Linked DNA regions of Mus musculus: all the other regions are linked to region 3. Evidence: chromatin loops called from intact Hi-C (ENCODE). Cell type or tissue: gastrocnemius. All regions are shown on one strand. Region 1 overlaps Clstn1 (calsyntenin 1). Region 2 overlaps Clstn1 (calsyntenin 1). Region 3 has its middle 7.1 kb from the start of Cenps.

Evidence for each region. A loop is a pair of places that touch in the nucleus more often than their neighbours do. Peaks named below come from ENCODE experiments on the same cell type or tissue, not always from the same donor. Only the 100,000 strongest peaks of a DNase experiment are listed, where the experiment ranks them.
Region 1: it touches region 3 in a loop (3-fold over the local background); 9 of 42 quality-filtered maps call a loop at or near these places.
Region 2: a loop joins it to region 3, with 3 times the contacts of the local background. A loop is called at or near these places in 9 of 42 quality-filtered maps.

The regions. Positions count from the first base shown.
Region 1 is chr4:149,603,718-149,606,217 of GRCm38, reverse strand. All of the region lies in intron 1 of Clstn1 (calsyntenin 1), which reads right to left. Among named protein-coding and RNA genes, the nearest start is that of Clstn1, 18 kb to the right of the region's middle. In gastrocnemius, a CTCF peak has its summit at 1,522 (motif pointing left); no DNase peak of the experiment used is centred here.
Region 2 is chr4:149,610,785-149,613,284 of GRCm38, reverse strand. All of the region lies in intron 1 of Clstn1 (calsyntenin 1), which reads right to left. Among named protein-coding and RNA genes, the nearest start is that of Clstn1, 26 kb to the right of the region's middle. In gastrocnemius, a CTCF peak has its summit at 1,411 (motif pointing right); a DNase peak (open chromatin) is centred at 1,424.
Region 3 is chr4:149,143,441-149,145,940 of GRCm38, reverse strand. It overlaps the pseudogene Rpsa-ps12. Among named protein-coding and RNA genes, the nearest start is that of Cenps, 7.1 kb to the right of the region's middle. In gastrocnemius, no CTCF peak of the experiment used is centred here; a DNase peak (open chromatin) is centred at 1,327.

The sequences.
Region 1 (2,500 bases), 460 kb before region 3:
CTCGCTCAGCTGAGATCCTGAACACATGACGAGGCTTCCCGAGAACACGTGACAAGGCTCCCCCCAAACACGTGACAAGGCTCCCTCCCCTCCCCCAACACGTGACGAGCCCCCCCCACCCCACCCCCGTATGCCAGGACTGAGAACAGGAGGACTTACCATGATCAGGAACCCACGGGAACCCAGACCACCCTCCAGCCACCTTTCAAAGCCTCTGTCCTCACTAGGCTCTCTCCAATCCACCTGTTTGTCAAACTGGAGATGACACGAGGCCAGAACGAAAAGATGGGATGTGTGGTGATTAATCAGCAAATTAGAGCGAGGCTCAGGCAGCAAGATGGATGAAATGGAGGAAGAACAAAGGCTCGCACCAGAACAGAGAGAGCATGGTGCCGACAGAAAAGGGTAGCTGGCTACACAGATACTGACAGGTATGGGGACCTTCATCAAACCCTCAGCCTGAAAGGCAGCATCCACACCGTTGGAGGTGCCCAGAAAGAAACCAGGCTGGCTCTGGAAATTTGAGACACAATGTCACCTGAAGAACAGCTGAGAGAATCGAGGCTGCTTGGCTTGGAGACAGGCAAAGCTGACCTGCCCTCAAAGACAAAGCACACGGTTCCCTTGGCTATGGACATCTTTCTGCTGGGGCGGGATGTTTCTCAGGGTCAAGGGACACACTGCTTTGCAGAAGACCTGAGTTCAGTATCCAGCGCTGACTTCAGGTACCTCACAACTGCCTCTAACTTCAGCTCTGTGGGATCCAATGTCATCTATCTTTTGGCCTCCTTTAGCACCCGCTATGTACATGGGATGCATACATACACACACACACACACACACACGCGCGCGCGCGCACACACACACACACACACACACACACACGGACACGGACACACACTAATAAAGATTAACTAAATCTTTCAGCCCTGTCTACAGAGCAAGCTCCAGGACAGCCAAGATTACACAGCAAATAAGACCAACTTAGTAGGTACCCCAAAAGAGAAAGATCCCCTAAAGCAGAGGCTCCCAACCTGTGGGTCGTAACCCCCACAGGGGTTACATATCAGATATTCTGCACATAAGTATTTACATTGTGATTCATAATAGTAGCAAAATTACAGTTATGAGGTAGCAAAATAATTCTGCCCTTGGGAGGCACACCATGAGGAACTGTAATAAAGGGTAAGAGTCAGGAAGGCTTAGAACCACTGCCCTAAAACAAAGATATAAAAGTAGTTAGGAATCAAAACAAAAATTGGAGCTACATCAGCAACATCAATAGAATAATCGACAAAAATCAAAGTTGGTTCTCTGAAAAAGATGAAACAAACAAAAAAAAGACAAACTTCTAGACGGCTAAGAAAAAGGAGATTCCTGGAAATGGGACTGGAGAGATGGCTCAGCAGTTAAGAGCACTGGCTGCTCATACAGAGGACCCAGGTTCCATTCCCAGCACCTACATGGCTGCTCACAGTCTTCAGTCATTCCAGTTCCAGAGGATCCAGCGCCCTCTTCTGGCCTCCAAGGGCACTGCATACATGTGGTGCACAGACATACATGCAGGCAAAACACAAAATAAATATATGAAAAACTAATAATAAAAATAAAACTAGAGGGCTGGAGAGATGGCTCAGCAGATAAGAGCACTGACTGCTCTTCCGAAGGTTCTGAGTTCAAATCCCAGCAATCACATGGTGGCTCACAACCATCTGTAATGAGATCTACTGCCGTCTTCTGGGGTGTCTAAAGACAGCTACAGTGTATGCACATATAATTAATAAATAACTCTTTAAGAATAAATAAAACTAGAAACATTTTTAAAAGGATGAAGAATTTATAGACATTAGAATAAAGGAATAATACAAACAATTTGATTAACTAAAAGAAACGGATCAACTCCTTGGAAGGCAAAGTCTGCCAAAACTTAAAGAAGGAATACACAAACCAAACAGATATAAAGAAGAAAATTCCAGTGGATTTTTTTTTCCATATCAATAAGCTGTTAAAACCCACAATTCTGCTGTATAAAAACACTGTGTGGAGAGATGCCTCAGCAGATAAGAGCACTGGCTGCTCTTCCAGAGGTTCTGAGTTCAACTCCCAGCATCCACATGGTGGCTCACAACCATCTGTAATGGAATCTGACGCCCTCTTCTGGCATGCAGGTGTATATGCAGATCACATACATAAAGTAAATACTTAAAAAAAAAAGACAGGAAGACAAGCCACAGGCCAGTAAGGCACATTACATTACAGAAGGTGTCTTGCATAAAGGATTGTCATGTCACCCACAATACATAAAGGACTCATATGCCTCAATAAAGAGCCAGGTGAAGCCAGGCATAGTGGTGCACATATTTAATCCCAGAGTTTAGGAGGCAGAGGCAGGAGGATATCTGTGAGTGCGAGGCCAGCCTGGTCTACATGGTAAGTTCTAAGACAGCCAGGGGTACACAGTGAGAACCTGTTGACAGATGGGTGGATGGGGAGAGGGAGA
Region 2 (2,500 bases), 470 kb before region 3:
AACCTTCCTGCTTCTGCCTCCCAAACTGCTGGGATCACAGCTGCACACCACTGAATCCAACCACAATCATTCATTTTACAAGGCAAACTATTAATTTGGCTTGTAACTAATAGCAACATTTGATACAAACTTGTATTGATGCTTTGTTTTGCTAATAAAATTACAAGTATAATAAAATAAAATTGAATTTTATTCCAACATTTGAGTCCATAAGACTCTTAGTTCAACATGGTGTCACCTTGTTTTTTCCAGAACCACAGGGATATAAAAATAGTAAGCATAGTGAAGTGTGGGGCACCTGCACTGTCCTAACACAGAATGGGCAGGCTCACCATAACAGAAAGGCTACAGCTGAAAATGGTTAACAAATCTCAGAGCAGAAAATAACTTTATGGTGCTTCACTTCACTACCATTCCAGGATTCTAATTTTGTAATTCACAATTTCTCAATTGCTCCTTTAAGATGGCAGTATAAGGAGAAATATGGCCATTTTCAGAGGCTGAACTTTTCAATAATTAATGAATGATATTTTTAATATTTCATCACATTCAATTTGCATTATGAAACATTTATAGAAACAAGTGACTGATGTTTCTGTAATCATCTTCTCTCCAACCACCAGATTATGGGCTGAAAGTCAAGGACCCCATTGGCCATCTCGAAGCCCTAGGGCCTCACTCCACTGCATGCCAGAACATCAAAGCCAGCTACATTCCTAACAGCAAACCTAGCGATCACACCTGTTAGAGTGTGGGTTTTCTGGGGTTACTCTCAGGCAAAAATGATCTTTGTGACCTCCGATCTTAATGATTAAAAACTTGATTTTAGAATCTATGAATGCCAGGAGGTGGTGGTGCATGCCTTAATCCCAATACTTGTGAGGCAGAGGCAGGTGGATTTCTTAGTTTGAGGCCAGCCTGGTCTTCCGAGCAAGTTCTAATATAGCCAGGGTCACTCAAGAAAACCTTGTCTCAGAAAAACAAAAACAATCAGTAAGAACAGTGAAGCTCAGGGTTAACTTCAAATAGGAAAGTTTATCCCAGCACATCCTAGTTTTGTGGGCTAAAGAAGGCTGCTCTCCTGCCCAAGTCTCACGAGCAAGAGATTCTGCCAGGTTATTTTCAGATCCACTCTGTGCCACAGAGCCCAACACCAAACACACTGGTCACATCTTCCTCTTCTGCTTTATACCTTTTATGTGTAGAAATCCATTGGCTGATAGAAAGAATTTGACATATGCTTCCTATATCAGAACACCTATGCTGGCCATACTGTAAGTTTCAACCATCTTTGATGCATTTCGACTATAAGTGAACCTATAAAATATAAGTGAACCTATAAAATCCAAGACAAACTGAATCTTGGTCCATCAAAAGACTCTGCAATCCTGGGATACTGCCACCAGGTGGCAGCAGGTGCTCGGGTGTGCATGCTTGAAATTATGCTTTGATTGAAAAATAACCTCTAGCCCACCCCCTGGCTACTAAAGGAGTATCGGCAGCCCGCATTGAGATGCTCTGAGTGGCAAAGTACCTGCGACTATGTTCTAAATTCCTACTTAGCATAGTGTCACATGCCCACAATCTTCTGCAAACTCAGGAGGCAGAGGTAAGAGGATCACAAGTTCCAGGGCAGCAAGGGCTTTGAAGCGAGTCTAGTCAAAAATAAGTGAGTACATGTAAAGTCTCTAGCTGACTCTATCTTTCCCCAAATACACTGGAACAGGGCAGGGGCTGGAGAGTCAGCTCAGCGGTTAGGAGCATTTGCTGTTCTTGAAGAGGACCCAGGTTTAGTTCTCAGCACCCACATGGTGGCTCATCCTCTGCGTGGGCACCAGGCACACACATGGTATGCAGAATGCATTCAGGCAACACACATGAGAGCTCGCGCATGTGTACACACACACACACACACACAGATATATATATATATATATATATATATCCAAAACCAAAGCTGAACACTAAAACAGGTTGGTACAGTTTGGAGAGCGTGTGTCCCCTTCTAAGGCCTGGATGCTCTAACTTGCTCACCAGCCTGTGGTACCATTGGGAGGTGGCAAAACCTTCAGGAATTGGGACCAGGTGGTAATTTGGGGGTGTGGTCTCGAACAGAATAGTGGCCCACTCACTCTGTGTCCTTCTCACTGTTTCCTCTCCGCTTCCCAACCCTTGTGTGTGAGGGGTCACTTCAGATATCCTGCTGATGTATCAGTTATTTACAGTATGGTTCATAACAGCAAAATTACAGTTATGAGGTAGCAACTAAAGTTTTATGGCTGTAAGTCACCACACCATGAGGAACTGTATTAAAGGGTGACAGCATTAGGAAGGTTGAAAACCACAGCCCTAGAAGGTCAGTGGCCTCCAGGACACGCCCCAGGCAGTGATACACTCTGCAAAGCCCAGAAACAAGAGCCAATGGACTGAGGACCGCAACTCTGAACTTATATGCCAGCGCACCTTTCCTTATTTAGGGTGATTTTCTCACACACTTTCC
Region 3 (2,500 bases):
CTACAGAGTGAGTTCCAGGACAGCCAGGGCTACACAGAGAAACCCTGTCTCAAAAACACCCAAAAAAAAAAAAAAAAAAAAAAACCCAAAGTTTAAGATCACCCTGAGCTATATAGCCAGTTTGAGGTGCAGGAGACAACATTGTCTCAAAAAACCAACCAAGCCAAATAAAAACAAAAACAAAAACAGAGAGGGGGGAGGAGAGGGAGGAGAGGGAGAGAGAGAGAGAGAGAGAGAGAGAGAGAGAGAGAGAGAGAGAGAGAGGTGATAACTGGACAATCTCAGACCAGAAGTGCCTGTCAATAGCACACATTCTGCAATCTTCAGAAAATCCCACCGGCCAGCAAGGTAGCAGTGGTAAACCCTTTAATCCCAGCCCTGGGGAAGCAGAGGCAGGTGGATCCCCCAGTTTGGGTCTATCCTGGACCACAGAGTAACCCTGTTTCAGAAAAAGAAGGGAAGAAAGGAAAGAGAAAGAAAATACCACTTGCCAAACACACCTCTCCCAGAGAGGAAACTTGGATATGTGGCTGAGATGGGGAATGTGTGCCTCATCTGGGATTTCCTGAGGTCACATATGTAAGACAGTGTGTGTCAGGCCTAAGTGCTCCACATGTTGAGTGACTGGTTAGTCCTCTTGCTCTCTCTGAACTCAGCGGTCTCATCATCTCAGACTGTCAGATGGGTCAGAAGAGGTTAAGCTGTCCAACCAACATAGCAGGAGCCTGAATCCCGGCAATCTGATGCCAGGGGCCGGACAATGAGACGGCCCTCTCCTTATGTACAAACCAGATATTTGTACATAAATGCCTCTCAGTCGTTTGTCACAAGAAGTGTACACCTACTATGTGCTAGGTGCCATTTCCCCAGTGGTGAGAGAGACAAGCAGGAAATCCTGACTTGCTATTTGTTAATGGAGACTGCTTTTCAAATCCGTACTTTCCAGTTCAGTGTACGGGAAAACCAATTAAAAAAAAAAAAAGAGGTTTAATTGAGCTGATATTTGCGGTTTCCTGTTAATGCAGCTAAAAGGGGCTCAGGAAGTCTTTAGTGTCTTACGTGTGCTAAGGATGCTGGGAAGTGAGCAGAGGTTATGAAGGTGGACATAAGAGCTTGGCTCTTCAGGAGCAAATCTGGCCTCTACCCACTTGCAAGCAGTTTAATCCTGTGAAGAACTCTTTTGTCCCTGTAGCTATTTCTCCTTGTGAAGTGGGCCTCACATAGGCAGATGAGACAGAAAGCCAGCGCCTAGGATCATGAGGGAACAAAGCCAGCACTCTCTGCTAACTACAAATACCGGGCAGCCCCAACTTTGATCACAGTGGAACAATGGTGACACCTAGTGGCCATTCTGGGATCCTGGGCCATCAGTTGGAAAGTGGGCCAGCATCCTGCAATAAGCTGCTTCAGAGTTTTATACTCTCAATTTCCACAGGTCATCACAGTAATGTTCACTAGCCCTGGGAATTGACCGCTTCAACACGAGATAGCATGTAGGGGACACAGAGTGGGACTGGCTGAGAGGTGATAGTCACTGATTTTGTCTTTCTGAGACCATTTTGCTCAGGTAGCCAGAGCTGGCTTTGAGCTCACTATCTCCCTGCCTCAGCCTAAGGTGTTCACCACCATCCTGGCAATGTAGATGATTTTCATAGGGAGACGCTGCTGAGGTAATGGGGAGACTGGAGTGATTAAGCCCTCCGGAGGTGCCGGGTGGTGGTGGTGCACGCCTTTAATCCCAGCACTCGGGAGGCAGAGGCAGGCGAATTTCTGAGTTCGAGGCCAGCCTGGTCTACAGAGTGAGTTCCAGGACAGCCAGAGCTATACAGAGAAACCCTGTCTCGAAAAAACAAAACAAAACAAAACAAAACAAAACAAAAAAACAAAAAAAGAGAAGACCTCCAGAGGCTTAAAACATGGATGATCAAACTTAATGATCTGGGGTCCTGCTGCTGTGGAGAATGGAGTCTAGCTCTAGGTGGAGACAGACCCTTGTCTCCTCTCTTAGGGCTGACACAGTGGGACAGCTCAGGGACCTGCCAGGGGACACTCCTATGGAGGCAAGTTCACCTTAAGGCTTTTCCTGGCCGGGATTCCTGCTCCCTAGCGCCACTCTTACTGCTGCCAGGGTGTCCTGCCCTCTGTCCCCTTCTTGACTCCTCCCTCAGAATTGTTCTCTTCTCTTCTGTCTTCCTCTTTCTGGCGCTGGCAGAGCCTAACTCGGGTGTTTCAGGCTTCCCTGTTCTTTTAGAAAAGCTCTGTCTTTGTAGATGATAAACCAGCCTGCCTCCATCTTGGGCTTAAAAGACATTTTATAGTAAAGGCAACTGAGGTTCATTCCTGTTTACCATTTAATCTGTTTCTCAAGGAGTGCTCTATGCCCCACCTGAAACCTTAACTACAAATGGTTACTGTACTGTACTGCCTGTACCAAGAAATGGCAACCATAGCTTTGCTTTTAAAAGTTATTATAGGCTTTCTGCGCTACCCGGGGACGGGT